Regions from separate parts of the Mus musculus genome. Here regions 2, 3 and 4 are each linked to region 1. The links are chromatin loops, found by intact Hi-C in ENCODE. Cell type or tissue: heart. All regions are shown on one strand.

Region 1 (5,000 bases):
TCCTGTGGAGCAGGCAGATGGCCTTTGTCTCCCAGCTTTTGCCTGATGGCCTAGTATGCAGGGTTCACCTGAGGTCTGTCTTGGTCTGTAGCTGAGCACTGTCGTGCAGTGCTGTGCTGTTCTCTGGAAGAACAAATAAAACCAGCTGACAGGACTCCAGGCTGCTCCTGCCCTCGGCCATTTGCTGTCTGAATTGTGAGTAAGAAACCCAATGAGGGGCTGGTGAGATGGCTCAGTGGGTAAGAGCACCCGACTGCTCTTCTGAAGGTCCGAAGTTCAAATCCCAGCAACCACATGGTGGCTCACAACCACCCATAATGAGATCTGGTGCGTCTGAAGACAGCTATAGTGTACTTACATATAATAAATAAATAAATAAATCTTTAAAAAAAAAAAAGAAACCCAATGAATAGAGGCTGGTGCTCAAGTCTCAAGTGAGTCAAACCCAGAGGCCAGGGTGGTGATGGAGAAGCCAGGGTGGTGCGATGGAGAGGCCAGGGTGGTGTGATGGAGAGGCCAAGGTGGTGTGATGGAGAGGCCAGGGTGGTGTGATGGAGAGGCCAAGGTGGTGTGATGGAGAGGCCAGGGTGGTGTGATGGAGAGGCCAGGTTGGTGTGATGGAGAGGCCAGGGTGGTGTGATGGAGAGGCCAGGGTGGTGTGATGGAGAGGCCAGGGTGGTGTGATGGAGAGGCCAGGGTGGTGTGATGGAGAAGCCAGGGTGGTGTGATGGAGAGGCCAGGGTGGTGTGATGGAGAGGCCAGGGTGTGACGGCAGGGAGTTCATCATGGAGAAACCCAAAAGAACACATGAGAAAGAATGGACATGTCACAACAAGGGGCTGGAAGAAAGTAAGACCAGCCAGGCAGAAGAGGAGCTTCAGAGCTAGTTAGCCAAGAGCCGACTTGGGTCACAACAAAGTGTACAGGTCTCACCATAGTTTGTTCATTCACTAAACAAATTCCCCTTCAAGTATAGGCCATGTGCCAGAATCTGTCCTAGGTACTGAGAACTTGTCTCTGAACTTTTCTCCTTGGGGAGCTTGCCTTGTAGCAAGAAGAGCAAACAATAAATATGACCCAGGATTAATTTACATAGTATAGTGTAGTGTAGTGTAGTGTAGTGTAGGGTAGTATAGTGTAGTAGTAGTAGTGGAGTGTAGTATATATAGAATTATGTAGTATATTACCGACAGATGGTAAGGAACTACTAGCAAAGGAGATGACAAGTGTGTAGGTGCTGCAGCTAGAACATAGAAGTTCTGTTAAAATGAAAAATTCAAACCAAGCATGGCAGTGCACGCCTTTATCAGCTGTCAGGAGGCAGAGGCAGACAAATCTCTGAGTTTGAGGCCAGTCTGCTGTACAAAATCAGTTCCAGGATAGCCAGGACTACACAGAGAAAACCTGTCTTGAAAGAAGAGAGAGAGAGAGAGAGAGAGAGAGAGAGAGAGAGAGAGAGAGAGAGAGAGAGAGAGAGAGAGAGAGAGAGAGAGAGAGAAAGGAAGAGAGAGGAAGAGAGAGAGAAACAGAAACAGACAGAGACAGAAACAGAAAGACAGAGAGAGACACAGAGGCAGAGACACACAGAGAGAAACAGAGACAGAGAGAGACAGAGAATGAGAAAGCAAGAGAGAAAGCAAGGGGGTTTCAAGGGTGGTGAAGTCTCTCGGTATAGCTGGACTTCTGAGTCAGATATCTGGAATCCACATAAACCTGGAAGACAAAACTGACTCCACGGGTTGTCTGTCCTCCAACCTCCCCATGAGCTCCATGCTAAGCTCGTGTGATAACCCTCATTTCCTTATCACACCTCATTTCCTCTCCTCACAGCCATGCAGTGCTTTCCTACCACTCCACAGGACCACATTCCCGCCATTTCAGAAATTTCCACTGGTTAGTATTTGAGTAGAAAATATTTTTCCTTTCCTTTCCCTTCTCTTCCCTTTCTTTTTTGTTTTTCCCTTCTCTCTTTTTTGGGAGCATCAAGTGTCCTTGTAGCTTAGGTTGGTCTCAAACTTGAAGACTCAAATGATTTTCAAACAATCTTCCTGCCTCAGGCTCCCAAGTAGTCAGAACTATAGACCCAGGCTGCCGTGCCCAGCTCCTGAATCCTGAGCAGGTGGAGATGACCTTCCGGGAAGATGACCATTAGGGCTGCTGGAGTCGAGAATTCCAGACAGAGGAAAGAGCAAGTGGAAGAGACAAGGGCAGGAATGATGTTCCTGCATCTGAAAAGTCATCACACAGAATGGTGTAGTGAAGGATGAGCGGAGTCGGACACGGAACACTTTAAACTATTGTGAGGACTTCAGGGTTTTCTGGGTAAGATGTAAATATTGGAGGATCGAGCAGAGGAGCTCTGTGGCCTGCTTTCCACCACCCTGGCTGCGATGATGGAGAAGGACCAAACGTGTGCTGCAGTTAAGTGAGGATGAGGGAGGGACTACTGCTCTAATCCCAGAGAGACAAGGGCGCCCCCTTCTGTTTCCCTGTGTCTTTCTTCCTTTCTTCCTTAGACCAAGTCTTCTGCCTCAGCCCCCCCCCCCCCGGGTGTGGGAAATCCAGAGAATGGGAAACACCCGGTTCCCATCATCCATAATTTGCACTTCACCCCCTAACCTGGAGATTCTCTTGTGCCTCCGTCTTCTTCCCACCCAGAGAGCCAGGTCCAGCCCAGCTCTGTTCCTAGCTCAACTCCTACATGCTCTCTGAACTGTTGAGGAATAAGTCCACTGAAGGTGCCTGTCCTACCTCCCCAGACTGGGCTGGCTGGAGCTACTAAGCTTTTCCATTATCCAATAGGCCATGTCTTTTAAAGTATGGAGTAACTGGCTCTCTGCACTTGAGAAAGGGGACATCGCTAAATTTTCACCCGGAACAATAAGAGACAACTACTTTAAGCCAATGGAAAAAGAATCTGGGAATTCCCTAATTTGTATATATTGTATATATTTTCTGTTGCCTGCATTTTTATTTAGCCTAGGCTAGTTTCTGAAAGTATATTAATGCTAAGCAACACTACTTTCTCAGTTACTGGAGAATCTGCTTTGAATATATGCTCAATTTGGATTTAATAATTATAATGATTTGGATGTCTATGTTTTAAAAGCAACTTTGATCTACCTCATGAGTCCAAGATTTTATGTTGGCTGTGCCTTATCAATATGGGTAATATGAATTATGAAGTTAATGTTTTTATATTGTTAAGAAAACTTACATTAAAGATGATGGAATGTCCCAAAGTAGAGCATGCAAAATATAGGTGTTTGTTTTAAATGAGACAGGTATAGTAGTGCACACCTTTAATCTCAGCACTTGGGAGGCAGAGGCACAAGGATCTCTGAGAGTTTGAAACCAGCCTGGTCTACAGAGTGAATTCTAGGACAGCCAGTGCTATTACACAGAAGAAACCTGTCTCGGAAAAAAAAAAAAACAGCAAAAACAAGCAAACAAGAAAAAGAGAAGAGGGGATATGTTTTCAATGACCAACTGTAGAATGAATACAAGAAAATGAACAAAACATATTATAAAGCATGATTTTATATATATATGGTAATGTGGAACCCCAGGGAATAAGGGCACAGCCGGCTCTGAAGCCACCTCTCAGGGACCACTCTCAGCCACACTGTCCGCACCCTTGAGGACTAGCTGTGAGCGCCTCACCCTGGAGGACTAGCTGTGAGCACCTCACCCTGGAAGACTAGCAGTGAACACCTCACCCTGGAGGACTGGCTGTGAGCACCTCACCCTGGAGGACTGGCTGTGAGCGCCTCACCCTGGAGGACTGGCTGTGAGTGCCTCACCCTGGAGGACTAGCTGTGAATGCCTCACCATGGAGGACTGGCTGTGAGCACCTCACCCTGGAAGACTAGCTGTGAGCAACTCACCCTGGAGGACTAGCTGTGAGCACCTCACCCTGGAGGACTAGCTGTGAGCCTCATGGCACCCATCCTTCCTATCTCTCATTTCTGATTTTTCTTTACTCCAGTGTAGCTCTGCTGTTGACAATCCTCAGTGGTGTAGTCATTTAGTCTCTGAAGTTTATATAGATGGACTTCTATGGTATACATTCTATCTTCTTTTTCTTACTATCATGTTCATGATAATTACATTGTTAGAAGCAGCCCTGAAACATTTCATTACTGTGTAAATTTCCATGTCTAAAATAGAGTAATTCACTTTATAAGTGTTTCCCAAAAACCAGCTTTGGCTCCATTGGCTTTTAAAATTAATTTATTTTAAATTTTTTATTAATTCTTTGAGAATGTCATGCCACATGTTTTGGTGTTTGCCACCAGATCTCCCCTTGACTTCTCCCAGATCTGCTTCTGCTCCCCACTCCCAGCTTCATACCCTCTCTTTTGTGTGTCCTCATTTTCATTATATTTCCAGTTTGGCTCTCCCTCCCTGACTCCTTCTCTCTCACACACACCCTTTCCTTTCTTCCTTTCCTTTCCTCTCTCCTCTCTCTTGCTTGCTTCTTCCTTTCTGTGCTTGAGACAGAAAGCACACTGCCACTGCCCCACTTTCTCAAGGCAACTGCTCTGCCACGGAGCAGCCGTCCCAGCCTCTGGCTCTTCTATTTCTTACTTTTATTTAACTTGTTTCCTTTGCTCTCTTTGAGGTTCATTTGCAGCTCATCTTCTCTCTCTCTTTCTCTCTCTCTCTCTCTCTCTCTCTCTCTCTCTCTTTCTTTCTTTTTCATTTTTTTCTCGTGTCAGGCTTTCAGCTCTCTCTATGTAGCCCAGGCTGGCCATGAATTCACAATCTTCTTGCCTCTGCCTCTTAAAAATAAATGAAATAACAGTCATGAAACATCATGTCTGGCCCCTTTCTTACTTTTTTTTTAATGAGTACATTGCAGCTGTACTCACAGACACACCAGAAGAGGTCATCAGATCCCATTACAGATGGTTGTGAGCCACCATGTGGCTGGGAATTGAACTCTGGACCTCTAGAAGCGCAGTCAGTGTCTCTTAACCACTGAGACATCTCTCCAG
Region 2 (5,000 bases), 150 kb before region 1:
CCCACTTGGATAGCTAGAATTTAAAAGACTGATACTTCAAATATTGGCAAGAATGTGGAGCAACTGTGGGTGTGTAAGAGGTACAAGCAGTTTGGAAAGTGATTTGGCAGAATCGGTAAAGGAGAGATTGTGCTGATCCCCCAGCCAGTGTTTCCACTCTTAGCCGTGTACCAGGAAAGTGCAAGTACATGTGAGCCAGAGGCGTGCACAGGATGCTCCCAAAGACATTCTCTGTCACAGTGCCTTCCCCAAGGATGAAAAGTCACACAGATGTCCCCTCAAATGGCCCAAGAAGCCAAAGCATATTCATATAGGAAAGCAGTATGCAGGGATAGACATGAACCAACCAGAGCTACAGGAAGCATATGGAGTCTGCAAAAACAATATTGAGAGACAAAGACAGAGCTGAAAGTCTAAGTCCCATATGATTTCACCTCATGAAATTGAACAGGTAGAGGTAAACTAAAGTGATTTGGCGGGGTGGGGTTGGGGACGGTGACACGGGACGGTGGTTGGCAATAGATCCAACTGGGATCGCAGTTGGTCAGCATGGTTTTTAACTTGGTTGCAGAGTGTCCCCAGTGATACTGTTGAGTAAACTGTAGTTTTGGTATTTTACTTTTTTTAACATATATGTTGTACAGTAGTCCCCCTGCCTCACCCAAGATTTTGTTTCCTAACTTTTCAGTTGCCCATGGTCCATAGTAGTATGAAAATATTAGTGGGGATCCTAGAAATGAGTCACTATGAGTTTTAAATGTTGAGCCACTCTGAACAGCACAGTGAAATCTTAGGCTGGTCTGCTGGTTACCACCAAGAACAGGAAGCATTTGTTTGTTCAGCACCATGTGTGCTGCCTGCCCATTAGCCCCTAGAGCTGTCTTAGAATCTGGACTGTCTCACTATCACAGCCTTGTTCAAGCACCATTCATTTTACTTAATAATCCCCAATGTATAAACATAGTGATGGTGGTAGTAAAATTACAGAATATACTGAAATTATTTTTATTAGATTATTGTTGTCTATTTCTCAATTTGCCTAATTTATGAGCTAGACTTCATCATGGGTATACATATATTGAGAGAAACCCATAGTATGTATAGGGTTTGATATTGGGCTCATATACCCAGGCATTCTGTGGCAAGGTTTTGGAATACGTTCTCTGTCAGGGAACAGCACACTACTGCATTTCAAAATTATCTTATTTTCTAAAGATGTTTTTGCTGTTTTTATGTGTATGGGTGTTTTACTTGCTTGCTTGTCTGCGGACCACATGCATGTAGTGCTTACAGAAGCCAGAAGAGAGCGTCAAATCGCTCAGAACGTGAGTTATAGAAGGTCGTGAGCAGCCATGTGTGTGCTAGAACTTGAACCTGGGTCCCCCGGAAGAGCAGTTGGTGCTCTTGACCACTAAGCCACATCTGCAGCCCCTGCATTTCTACTGTAGAATGTTACAGTAGCAGAGCTGGTGGGACTAACCCAGCTCCGTACAGCCTGCCGCACCTCCATCCTTTGTTTCACCTGCTTTCCTTCAATGGTCTCCCTCATTCTTCACAGTCTTGGGTCATGTCTTCTTGTCCACAGTCCTCAGAGCTCTCTAGCCCCATCCAGTGCAGATTTCTACACTTTTCTTTCCAATATTCTTTCTTAAGAATAACCATTGAATCTCCTGTAAGTTTTTGGCAGATGATCTTGCTAAAAAAATCCAACACTGCATAAGCAAAATCTTTGGGTGACTTTAAGGCTTGGAGCCATGGTCTAGCCTATGGGGTAGAGGTTTCAAGAATGACACCCTACGAATAACACAGAGTAGCTAGCCAGACCATGTCTCTGCTGGGGTAAAAAGAGAAAGTGAAAGATTGTGTGTGCTTTGGCTTTGCCAGGACAGAGGCTGAGAGACATCACGTGATGATGAACCGGGTCACTTTTACAGGTGGAAGGAGAAGCGGAAGCTGGCTTTTGTAACTGATTTTGTAGCCATGTTCTGCCCTGTTTTGGACACTTCCTTGGCATAAGTATTAGGGTGTGGTGATGACTAAGCAGATGAGAACGGAATTAAAACATGGAAGTATTATTCATATGGTGGACTCCCTTGGCCTTTAAAACCCAGAGCTGCTGTGGGGTGTGCCTCTCCTCACTATCCTGTTCATCCCTCTCTGGGCAGCTGGGCTCATGACCCACCCTTCCTCCAGTGTCTGTCTTATTCAGTTGCTTTGGGCATTAAAAAGAGCTCAGCAAGGCAACCAAAGATGTGTGTTCCTTGCTACTCCTGCTTTCTGATACATGGGAAATATTTATTTAAGTATTTTGGAGATATTTAAGGTGGCACCCAACGAAATATGAAGCTAAACATAATTGCAATATATTGTTCTTGTGAACAGAGCGAGTGGTGGGAAACGGGGCCCCTCCCATTTCCCAACATGTACCCCGTGGCTATGCAGAGAAGTGTGCAAATCTGAAAAGAAACCATAAACCAAAATGAGGCGGGGGAAGAAAGCTTGCCGTCATTTTATGTGCTCCTTTAATTTGTGTTTCTGAACTTCCTCTGTGGGCCAAGCATTTTATTACTGCAGGGGACTCAAGACAAACCACAGTTCAACTTCCTCTGGGGCAGTCATTGTTTATCACATTTACCAGCATATTTTCTGTTGCCTGGGATCTCATCTGGCAATGCAAACTGATGGACAGGCTCACGGTTCTATACTGAACATTCCCTAGTGAGGTCTTTTGGTTGCATGCACCAACAGGAGCTTCTTTGTAGGATTCAGGAGCACCTTCCTTGGTTCCTCCCCTCCTCTCCTCTCCTCTCCTCTCCTCTCCTCTCCTCTCCTCTCCTCTCCTCTCCTCTCCTCTCCTCTCCTCTCCTCTCCTCTCCTCTCCTCTCCTCTCCTCTCCTCTCCTCTCCTCTCCTCTCCTCTCCTCTCCTCTCCTCTCCTCTCCTCTCCTCTCCTCTCCTCTCCTCTCCTCTCCTCTCTTCTCTTCTCTTCTCTTCTCTTCTCTTCTCTTCTCTGGCAGGGTTTCTCTGTATGTAGCTCTGGCTGTCCTGGAACTCACAGAGATCCTCCCGCCTCTGTCTCTGCCTCCGGAGTGCTGGAGGAGTGCCTTTTAGAGAAGTTTGAATAATGCATTGGCTAAGAGTAAAAAGGAAGAATGTTTAATGGAAGTTCACTTAGGAAGAATTAACAACCAGCAATGTACAGTCTGATTTTGCCTAATCTTAAAAAAAATAATTTGTACTTCCTCTTATTTGATTATACAACTTAACATTGTGACCTGGAGAGATGGCTCAGTGGTTAAGAATGCACACTGCTCTTGCAGAGGACCTGAGTTCTATTTCCCACACCCACAGGCTGCCCACAGCAACCTTTAACTCCAGCTTCAGGGCCATTCAGTGCCCCCATGGGCACCTGCACACACATGCCCATATCCACACACAGACACATACATGCATGTATACACATAATTAAAAATAAAATAAATCTTTTATGAGACATCTTTTAGAACACTTAGTAAAATGAAAACGTATGAAGAAACAAAGGTTGTGATTTCTCCATGTTTGTGCAATGCTGGTTTGTCTTCTTGTGAAACTGTGACATTGTCACAGTTATTATAACTGTTATTATAAAGCTTCATACCTTTCTAGTGTGATGAAGAAAATGTCTTTTTACTAGATCACAAAATATTTCCAAAGAGACAACTTACAAAAGAGACATGATAGTCCTCCTTCAACAATAATTCTTTTGGGAGACACTGGCTAATATCATATCTTAGGAGATAACAAGGGTATTTTCATTTTCAGTTACTTGAGAGGAGTGAGTCATTTGAATTCTCAGACGTATCTTTATGGCTTATCAATAAGTATGACAGAGGTGAACTCCTTTCCTAAAAGACAAGAGAAAGTAATTTCTTCCCTTTCAAATTCCTATGATGACAGTTTAACTTAAGAGTGCTTACTGCCCTGGGATTTAACCCAGGGCTTTACGTGTGCCAGACAAATGCTCTGCCGCTGAGTTGCACCCTAGCACTGGTCTTTTCTTTTCCATTTAAGATTTGGAGTTTGCTCTCTTCTTCTTCCCTGGGATATTATTTCTAGGAATATGTATAAGGAACATTGAAGAGTAAATTCTCTTTGCAAAATGAGATCCATCTAGCTTACCCATCTGAAGAGACAGAACAACTCAGGTTTTCCTTCTACACACCCATGACACAGATCATCCCCCATGATCCCAAAATGTGTGAGGACTTCTCCCCGCCAGCAAGCCAGCAAGCAGCTGTGTGACAAATACAAGATGAGCGTTTTCTACTATACCTCAGTTCTGACTTTTTTTTCCTCCCTAAGGCTGAGAGGCTCAGATGCCAGGAAAAAATACAGGCCTTCAAAATTTCTGATTATCAGACTTACATTTGGAGCTCTCATAACCTCTTCCTAGGTTTGACTAATTTGCTTTAAAAGACCCATAGAGCCCAGGGAAACATTAATATTACTATGCCTACTAGTTTCCTATGAATATTTAAAGCCAAACAGATAAGCAGGTAGACAAAGAGATGCACGAGCCTGGATGGGAGGTGTCTCTGGTCTCCAGGGCAGGAGCCTCTGTGCCTTGCAGTTGGGTGCATGAGTTCTCTCAGACTTCTGCAAGCCTCCACACGTTCAGTCCAGACGTTCCCGAAGCCTGCCCTTCTGGGTTCTCATGGGAGTCTGTTGCGTAAGCATGACTGAAGCATGGACTGAAGTCATGGCATGTAGAAGTGTGACTGGACAGGCATGGTCTACTGCTAACAGACAGAGGGGGGAACCCAGCAAAGCCTGTCTGTTCAGATTCCTCTTGGTGTCTCTGGGCGGCACTCTTTTCTCCCAGGTGTATGACAACATCCTTCCAAAATGGGGGTCTAAGGGTCTGCTATGAGACAGGGAATGTAAGAGTATGTCCCTACGGCCAGCTCTAGGACTGAAAAGCAGGGAAAGACTAGAGATCGTTTCTAATTTGTATGGCTGGCC
Region 3 (5,000 bases), 77 kb before region 1:
TTTTCAAATTATTTGAAATCAATTGTAAATATTTCTTTTTATGGATATAAATTTATCATAATGTCTTTTGCATACATTTTTGAGTTCCAAGGAAAAGCAACTCTTTTGTTATATAATTTATATTCCCTTAAAACATCTTCTATATAATTTTCTTAAAGAAAGAATTATCTCTCTCTAGTTATAAATGTCAGTTTTTTTGTATAACATAATAAAAATGAACTAGTTTATAAAAGATTTTTGATATTCCTAAGCATTGTAACAAACCTACATTTAGAAATGCCTATGTCATTTTTCTGAAACAATGAACTTTTGTTCTTTTGTTTGTTTGGTTTTTGGTTTTTGGTTTTTGGTTTTTGGTTTTCGAGACAGGGTTTCTCTGTATAGCCCTGGCTGTCCTGGAACTCACTTTGTAGACCAGGCTAGACTCGAACTCAGAAATCCGCCTGCCTCTTCCTCCCAAGTGCTGGGATTAAAGGCGTGTGCAACCACGCCCGGCAAACTTTTGTTCTTTTTACCACCTAAAAATATTTATTATCTTAAGCTGTGAGTTACTTGACTGACTAAAAGGAAAAAACATTTTCCAAGCTTACCTTTTTCCTATGTTCTATATTTTCATCTTAATTTATAATCGTGTAATAGAGATTCATTCAGTTAATTAAGAAGTACATTTATTAGGGCTAAGGAGATGGCTCAGTGGTTGGGAGTACAACCATTTTTAACTCCAGTTCCAGGGGATTGGAAGCCCTTTTCTAGCCCACACAGCACTAGGCACAAAGGTAGTGCATATGTGTGTGTGTGTGTGTGTGTGTGTGTGTGTGTGTGTGTGTGTGTGTGTGTGTACATGAGAAATACTTGTACATACAGAATAAACATTTTAAAAATTTAAAAAAGACACTAACCAGTAATAGTCTCTGCTAAGCTTGTATTAGGCATTTAACAGTGGCCAAATAACACTTAATCTGTGTAGAATATACAACTAGGTAGACAAGGTAACTGTAGCTTGTTATAAGTGATTTTTAAAGAAACAGAATAGAAGAGAAGGCATATGAAATGTAGGGATGTTGAGACTTTTGATGGGGCGACAGGGAAGTCTTCATTGACGAGGTTTCTGAGGAAGTAAGATGTGCCTTCCAGCTATTGGGGAAGCCCAGGAGGCCAGTCCAACACGCTGGGGAACAAGGGACTCAGGCACAAGAGTCTCACAGTAGAAAATGCTGAAGAGACATTAAGGAAAGGATTATGTACTAAATACTTGGGTTATATAATCATGTTTCTCCACTGTCTAATCTTCCTAAGAGTTGTCTTTTCTTTCTTGCTGTTTCCAGAATAACATGTTTTTCTTTTTGTTTAGTTTACTGAGTACGCAGACATTTCAGTTCCCTTAGAACAACCACATTTAATTTAATTGGAGGTTATTGTTACATTTAATTTCATGATTTCCTCTCTGCTCAGCCCCTGACCTCTGTCCTGAGAGTGACTAACAATTCATCTGCTAGCTTCGCTTTACAAATACCCTTCTTCCATTTCTGACTCCCTGCAAATTTCTATTGGCGAATCAACATTTTTAAACCATTAACTTCCATCAGCATGTTTTCACAAATAAAACCAATTAAAAATAAAAACAAACTGACCTTGAGTTATAAATTCTTCAGGTATTCTTCTAGAGTGTTTTTACTGTGACTCTTTATTCAGCCACAGTAAATTATTTGCCTTCTTTGAAGTGACCAAGAATCTAGACAGATAAATTAAACATTGTTGGGAGATGTTAGAGAATGTTTGCGTCAGGCTGGTTCTGACAAATTGAGTTAGAATTCACTGTGTGGATGGATGGACATTTGAAACTAAAAGTCTCATTTCTTTACCTAGTGCTTTCTGAACTGCAGTTTCCTCTTAGCAAATGGGGATTAATTAAATGGTCCACTTCAGAGTCTCACTACCATGTTGTTTTGAGAATATTATAGAGTAATATGTAAGAATGTGCTTTAAAAAAAAGTGCTGTTGAGTATCCCTTATTCTGTTAGAACACCTATATGTATCTTAAAAAAATTTTTTTTTATAAAGCTTAAATATTAGTTACTTTTGGAGATTTTTTTTGGTTGGTTGGTTGGTTGGTTTTTATTTGTTTTGTTGTTGTTTTTGTTTTTATGCCCTGGTAACTGCCAACATTTTTTATTCTCCCTCTGAACTGAATGTCTTTGTAATTTTCTTTCTTGACGTGGTTTCTACAGTATAAGTGAACGAGTCTTGGCTGCCACCCAACAGTGTCATGGTGACTACTCTGTGTTGCTATAACCTCTGCCACACACCATGATAAGAACCGATTTGCCCTTACTTTTGAAAATAGCTGTTGGAAAGTGGGGGTAGGCTTAGCTGGTTCCACACACAGGAACAGCGGGGTTCCAAAGCCCACTAGCCTCAGCCTGCCTGAGAATGGGGAACTTGGTATGTGAGGCAAATCAGACATGATCAGGCTAGGATCATGGATGCGGGGCAACAGGAGCTTCAAGGAGATGGAAAGTGTTCCCTGTGGCTAGCCGTGGCAGGCAGGGCCCGGGTGGGAATCCACTTTCAAACTGTGAAGGATTCAGAGCAGAGCGTTGATTTCTAAACAGCTGCATGCTAGTCACCTGGGAGCTCAAGATGTGTAGTGCCCAAACTACTTCATCCTATGGATGAATCAGGTTGCTGTGGTGAAAATGGGCACCTGGAAGGCTCCAGGATGGCAGATGTCAGTGAAGCTCGGCCTCCCTGGATCGTGCAGCTGTGGCCTCTGTTCTTTTACTGTGGCATGCTGTTTAGCAGACTTCAGCAAAATTCATAAGGCTTTGACGATTCTAGCTCCGCAAACAAAATCATTCTTCTCAACAGATTTGTGTGCTACATCTTAATGGGTATACAGTGTTCTTGGTTTTGGTTGTTTTGTCTGTTGTTATGGAGTTTAAATTTCACCACTGGTCTATTTTTCACATATTTATGTTATTTTTACTACTTATTATAGATATTTACTTAAGATCTTTAAAACCTTTTATATTTAAGGCACAGAATAAAGTTATCTTGATAGATATTTACTAGTTATGAGTTTTGTTCATTTGTTTGAATTACTGAGGCTGTTTTCAGGGTAAACTGAGAACCAGTTGGCTTTTCATATCTTGTTTTCATTTTTCTTCATTGTAGCACATCAAAATGTATAGTCTCAATAGGAACCTGAAGAAATGGACTGCTTAATTCTACCTTAAGCACATAAATGTTACTGATATTTGAGATTCTGAGTGTGTGAGACAAGAAGGGTTGCTAAGCACCAAGGCATGATTGAATAAGCAGTACCTTAATTATCATGGTTGATTATTAAGTCAGACTGGATGTAGTCTAATAAAAAATAAGATTTGAAGTGTACAAAGGGGACTTTCTAATTACTTTGGTTATCATTGTTGACAAGAGACAGAGTTTTTGCCTATAATTTGGGAGCTTTTACCTAAAGTTTATGTAAACTTAGTTGGTCACAATATTTTTAAAAGGCATTCTGTTTTCCTTTGTGAAAAAAATGTGTTTCATATTCCATGTAAAATGTGTGTGAAAATACAGAAAGTGAACTGATGCTCACTGGGCTCCTGTGCTGCCGCAGGATTGTAAATGAAGGGACTGACAGTGTGCGTGTTTGCCTTAAGTTATACCATTCAATCATCCAGTTTTGTTCTCTTTGGTTTTTTGTTTTGTTTTGCTGTTTGGTTGGCATTTTCTTTTGTTCTGTCTTCAGCCATCATTTTGTCTGATCATCTTCAATCCTAGAGCAACCTGAGAGCAGCTGTGCTGCTGCTGCTGAAGCGGGCATCCTTGTCATTCCTGAGATTAGTGTCACACATGTGTCCGGAGAGAGGACCGGGAATGGGGAAAAAGGCAGAGCTCTAGGAGACATTGACGCCCAGCATATGCAGGGTGTGCAGGAAACAGCCACAGACCCTAGGAGTGAGAGCAGAGGCTTGCCCGAACTCAGGAGGCAAAAATCTGTAAGAAAAATGATGGAGGATGGAATGTCCACAGCTGGCAGAGTGCAGTTTTAGCAGACGCTTTGTAGCCGCAGCCCAAGGTACCTTGAGGCAGGGGCACCGTGCATGCTATGTGCGCGCTCGACAGTTGCACAGTCACAGACGATTTGCATGTCATCTGATAAAGTGCATGAATTTGCATCGTAATTTCTCGACGACCTTTAATGCTCTTCAGAATGGTCACCCTATGTAGTAGCAGGAATTTGTTAGAGAAACGGAGGCAGAAATTTGCTTCTGAAGTAATTTTCTGCTTAAGTTTTGGAACTAAAATGATTTTTCCATTTCTTAAATATGAAGGGTAATGTATATAGACTTTTAACAAGTTTTGAGCTTGTGATAGTTACAGTGTATATATGTATGTATATGTATATATATATATATATACACACACTAAGAGTATCTAGAATGGAGAACACAACCTTCCTAAAAAAACCTCTCTGCATATATTTCTGTTTTAACTTAAGTTTATTAGTAGGAGCTACGATACAGAGGTCATCACCAGCATTTAATGTCTGACCTTTCTAATTGCTTCTGCTCTTTGCATGCATATAGGAGAACTCTTCATAAAACTGTAGTGGGGTAGTTTACAGCATGCTTGTGGTTTAATATATTCTAAATCGCTGTCATTTAATTACAATGAATGTGTTTTGACATTTATAAAATATTTCAACTTATCCTTTGATTTTTGTTCTGTAATCTATTGCTTTAAGAAATTCTACTAAGGTATTGATTGCAATGTAATTGATTTGGTATTACTCTTTTAAAAGTTACTTAAGATATTTAATGTTAATTAATCTTTGTCATTTCTTTGTTTAGGAGATACAGAATTAACAGGTCAAGAAGAACTGATGGACATAACTGAAGTTGACGAGGGATTTTATTCCAGGGCTGCGTCTAGCACCAGCCAGTCGGGTCTATCAAACAGTAGTCACAATTGTAGTAACAAGACAAGTGTAG
Region 4 (5,000 bases), 160 kb before region 1:
TATTAACTAGTTTGTGAAAAGAACAAGTTTTGTAATTGTTTTACTTGACTCCAAAGCCTTTGAAATTTTCATTCATCACTCTGGCTAAAGACATACCTAGAAAAATAAATAGAAATTACTGGAAAATTTAAATATAAACAAAAGGGAAAGCAATGTGATGTAATGAAGCCTATATATCCCTCATTTATCTTCAATGACTAATTCATTCAATCTTATTCCCTTTTTACTGGCTTACTATTTCTTTAACATCTCCTCCTTCTACTCATCTATTTTGCAGTAGAAATAGATATGATGTTACTTCATTTGAAAAAAATATGTACTTTCAAAAGGTAAATGTTCTAGACAAACAAAAATATTTGTCATAGTTGGCATCCTAGTTTCATTTACTTTATTGTTATAAAATACTCTGATCAAAAGAAGGCCACAAGTGATGGCTTATCTGTTTAGAGTACTTGCTGTTTCTCTGAAGGGCTTGGATTCAATTCCTAGCATCCACATAGTGGCTTACAACCAATCATAACTTCAGTATCAGAGATCCTAACACCCTCCCTGACCTTCTAGGTTACTAGGCATGAACTCGGTGTATATACATACACACAGGCAAAACACTCATGCATATGCAGTTCAGAACCCCTTGCCTAGGTGCCCCCTACAGTGGGCTGAGGTTTCCATATCAATTAACTTTGTTGAGACAGTCCCCCATAGACATGCCCACAGGCCAACTCAGTGTAGACAATCCCTCACTGAGACTCTCTTCCCAGCTGATTTCTGAATTATATCAAATTGAAAACTAAAGCTAGCCATCACAGCTGGGTATTAAAGTGTTTCTCCAGTGCCATTTAAACCTTGTTTCCCTTGCAGCAGAGTTTGGAAGTGGGCTTTTGGGAAATGACTGGCTAATGGAGGGTCTGACTTCATTATCGGCAAATTCACAATTTGATGGGAAGTGATAGAAATTAGGTAGAACCTTGTTGGACATAGGATGTTATTTAACGGTATGTCTTTAAAATATGTACTTTTACTGGTCCCTTCCTGTCTGTCTCTTTTCTGCTTTCTGGCTGTCCTGGGGAGTTCATGTTCCTTCTGTTTTAAGATTCTACCTCACTACAGATCTAGAAGCAACATGGGCTGAAACCTCTGAAACCTCTTACTAAATTAAAACACATCTTTCTCACTTAAGTTATCAGGTTATCTTGTCACTTCATTTCAACATTCTAACACAGTGACTAACTATAATACTATTATTGCAATAAAATAAATAGGCTATACATTTCTTAACATTTCATCCATATTCATATTTTACTTTCTTTATGTGTTATGTTTATGTGTTTCTTTATATGTTATTTATGTATATATGTATGTGCATGTGAGCATATGTTCATGTGTGTGCGTGGAGACCAAATGACAGCCTTAGGTGTCATTCCTCAGGGGCCATTGACCTTGTTTTTCAGACTGAGTGTCTCATTGGATGTAAACTCTAAGAAGGCCAGGCTGACTGAATATCAAACACCAGAAACCATTTGTCTCTGCTTCTCCAGCTCTTGGATTACAAGCATGTACCACTACACCTGGTTTTGTTTTTTACTGTGGATTCTAGGGTTTGAACTGAAGTCCGTGTGTCTGCAAGACACTTTACGTATGGATGGAGCTATCCACCCATCTCTTATACATTATTTTATTCAGTTTGTTGCTTGAATAAGGATGAGTAGAACCAATTTTCTTTCTGTTTTACTTTTGTTTGATGTTTAACTTACTTAAAAATCTTGTTTGGTTTATGTTGGACTATCTACACAGCAAATTAAGCTTGAGGGAACTAAGAAAACTGTAGCTGTATTTTGTGTGTTGGTAATTGTGTCTCTACATCCTCTGAAAGCCCTTTGGCTGTTAAGCATTTCTGATGTTGCAGTTATATTCTTTTTTTTAAATTTTCTTTATTTATTTATTATATGGTACACTGTAGCTGTTTTCAGATACCCCAGAAGAGGGCAGCAGATCTTTTTACGGATGGTTGTGAGCCACCATGTGGTTGCTAGGATTTGAACTCAGGACCTTCAGAAGAGCCGTTGGTTCTCTTAACCACCGAGCCATCTCTCCAGCCCAGTTATATTCTTTCTATTGTATTAGAAACCCAGAAATTGGCACACACATGCACTAGCAAAAGACCTGGAATTCATTATGATATAGTTTCCATATTTACATTGAGGTCTTGACCTCCTCCCTTTCTAAGAAAATCATGGGAAGAAATATCCTAGTAGAGAGAGATCTGTCCATCATAGTGTGGGGAAGGAAAAAGGACCACCTTCCTACATAAATATTCTGCACGTCTCATGAACATTCACAACAACGTCTTAAAAATCCACCACAAAGAACCAGAGGGCTACCGACTGCCCCCTTTGGGTGTACCTGCTGCGCTTTCTCTCTCCAGAGTGTATACCCTTTGCATTGCTAAGTAAACTCCACTTAGACTGTGTGTGTCTCTTAGCTGTGCTCTCTCCCTTGAGAAGACAGAAGGAGGAAAATGTTTCACTGGTAACATCTATAACTACACTCAGGGCCACAGGAGCTAGTAACCCTTCAGTAACAAATTGTAGATAAACTAACAAGTGACTATGCCACCAGGGCACTATGGCAGGAGTCAATCTCAATGCCATTTCATGAACATGTATGCAAAGGTTGCAGCATTTGAGCACCATGACTAAGCAGGTTTGTTCAGTATCCTTTGCTGACTGCTTACAAGCTAAAGGATCAAATGAATACAGAATTTGCATATAGACCTGAATAATTAGAATGCTACAGAATAAGAAATCTAAGTGTTGTACATATTTCGTTTAATATTTCCTATAACAGAAATACTTAGAGTACATATCTAGACTCTAGTCTGATGGTGTTGCAAGGCTTGAAGTGAGTGATGCTGCCTCAGGTCTTTCTCCTTCCTTCCAGCTCATGGTGGGTGACGCCCTTCTTTCCTTTTGTCTTTCCAGAGACCCTTAGCAGCTATGTTTCTGCTTTGCTCCACATCTTTAGTTTACTAAGTTAATTTTACCAAGAGCTCTGATACCCACACGTATGCAAATGCTTGTTTAAGGGGAAGCTAACGAGGGATCATGGGACGGGCAGCAGGGCCCTTGAGCTCGTCTGTAATTTGACTCCTGTTACTAGAAATATTCATATCTTTCCAGGGAGGTTAAAAATATAACATTCATTTGTGGTCAGTAGAATCTATTCAGTGCAGTCTCCGGGGAAGTCTTGAAAAACAGAACAAAACAAACCGCTGGTGTCCTTGGCCTTCAGCCCATGGAATGTCAAGGTCCTTGGCATTAAGCCAGCATTCGCTCTAGTAATCAAAAATATATTCATGCAGCAGTTAGAATAATTATACATTATAATTATGTATAACAGCTCAAGTATAGTGATTAATAATGACCACAAATAAATGGGATTTAGGATGTTTTTCTTAATTTTATAATCTCCTTTGCTCGTGAAGAACAATATAAATTGCCATGGGTATTCCTGACATTGTGGTAGAGAAGGAATAAACCAAACTTTTATTATTTTGTGTTTTCTCAATGAATCAGAAATGCAATAATATACATTCAGTGTTGTGATTGGTAGAGCATCTCAATTACAATAAAGAACATTTTATAGAGTCGTTCTCTAAGTGGATGGCAAATATTTGCTTCAAAAACTGTCTGTAAGGGCCTTTGGCCTCAGCCCCATAAAGCACAAAACCATAAACATCCACTGTGCTCAAATAAAGTTAAAAAAAAGAGAGAGAGAGAGAGAGAGAGAACATCAAATAACTTCAGAAGCTATTTATTATAAACTTTCTCCAAAGTACCTGTTAGTCTTCAAGATGACAAAATTAAATAACCTACTACCAACTATAACATTAAAACTCAAAGCAAACCTAGGAACTTCTGTCCAAGAGTTTAAAGTGAATGCTTCCTAATGCTGTCATTTCTCACTGTTAAAGATGATAAAGAGACAGAAAAAAATGTCCTAAACAGTTCTTCATAAGCCGCGGAGTGAACCATGAAGCCACAGTTTCACTCTGCTGAGCTTAGTGGTAAAAACCTCCCTCCTTACTATGGTTGCTCAGAGCCAGCAGTGTTCAGGGAAACCACAGCAGTTTGTCCCGCTGCTCTGGAGGATCAGCTGATCCACATGGGCAAAGGTATAGCAGGGGTCGGGAGAGGTTCAAAGCTCCTGGATGAAGACGGTGGGATGAAATGGTTGAGAAGGGACAGACATGGGGAGAAGGACAAGAGCTTCCAGAGTTGTCCTTGTCTGCGTTTTAGGTCTGGAAAAGGCCACAGGCAGATTTGTTTTATTTTTTCCTATTTCTGGTTGTACTTTACAAGGTCACTTACAAGTGAAAATACTTAACTGGGGAGATAAATAAAATTTCCAAAATATTCCCCCTTCACTCACAGATAATACTCTCCACAGGGCGGCAGGCAGGGAGGGAACAAGCAGCAACTGTGTGTCAAGCCAGGGAAATGTTAGTGATCCCCCAAACACACACAGGAGCGGATCTGATGCAACTCACAGCAGAGGCTTTATTCTATTCGAGCTAGCTCGCACACCCCACCCACCCCAGTGCCCCGCCTGCTGTCATGCAGGACGGTTTTGGTGGTGGTGGAGCCCCGAATGTCTATGAGGCAAGGTTTTATAGTAAGCAGCAAGCAGGAAGTACCTGAGCAAGCATCTAATTGGAAGCTCTTGTGGCCTTTAACATGATTGGCTGGTGCTGGGCGTCATGTCATAAACTTAACTTCCGCTCCCTTCTGCATTGATGGTCGTTAGGTAGAAGGTGGGCTTGTAACCTGGGGTGCAGGTTTGTTGGGGGAATAACCTGGAGACACCGGTCTTGTTGGAGGGCCTAGAGACTGGAGCTAAGCTCAGGTTTTGTTGGAGGGCAACTTAGAAACTAATGCTAGATACCAGCCTGATAGTTTACCTGAGTTCACACTTAGGTCAGGTTCTCTAAAATGGAGTCT

The links. Peaks named below come from ENCODE experiments on the same cell type or tissue, not always from the same donor. Only the 100,000 strongest peaks of a DNase experiment are listed, where the experiment ranks them.
Region 2: it touches region 1 in a loop (2.3-fold over the local background); 2 of 42 quality-filtered maps call a loop at or near these places.
Region 3: a loop joins it to region 1, with 1.8 times the contacts of the local background. A loop is called at or near these places in 6 of 42 quality-filtered maps.
Region 4: a loop joins it to region 1, with 5 times the contacts of the local background. A loop is called at or near these places in 9 of 42 quality-filtered maps.

Annotation. Positions count from the first base shown.
Region 1 is chr5:23,888,398-23,893,397 of GRCm38, reverse strand. It overlaps the pseudogene Gm9534. Among named protein-coding and RNA genes, the nearest start is that of Gm42228, 38 kb to the right of the region's middle. In heart, a CTCF peak has its summit at 2,468 (motif pointing left); a DNase peak (open chromatin) is centred at 2,477; H3K27me3 peaks cover 288 bases.
Region 2 is chr5:24,036,604-24,041,603 of GRCm38, reverse strand. No RefSeq gene overlaps it. Among named protein-coding and RNA genes, the nearest start is that of Fam126a, 8.4 kb to the right of the region's middle. In heart, no CTCF peak of the experiment used is centred here; DNase peaks (open chromatin) are centred at 1,953 and 4,643.
Region 3 is chr5:23,965,218-23,970,217 of GRCm38, reverse strand. It overlaps Fam126a (family with sequence similarity 126, member A), which reads left to right. Exons shown (of 11, transcript NM_053090.3): 11 at 4,860-5,000. Among named protein-coding and RNA genes, the nearest start is that of Fam126a, 63 kb to the left of the region's middle. In heart, no CTCF peak of the experiment used is centred here; no DNase peak of the experiment used is centred here; H3K27ac peaks cover 257 bases.
Region 4 is chr5:24,051,619-24,056,618 of GRCm38, reverse strand. No RefSeq gene overlaps it. Among named protein-coding and RNA genes, the nearest start is that of Fam126a, 23 kb to the right of the region's middle. In heart, a CTCF peak has its summit at 1,976 (motif pointing right); a DNase peak (open chromatin) is centred at 3,158; H3K27ac peaks cover 1,149 bases.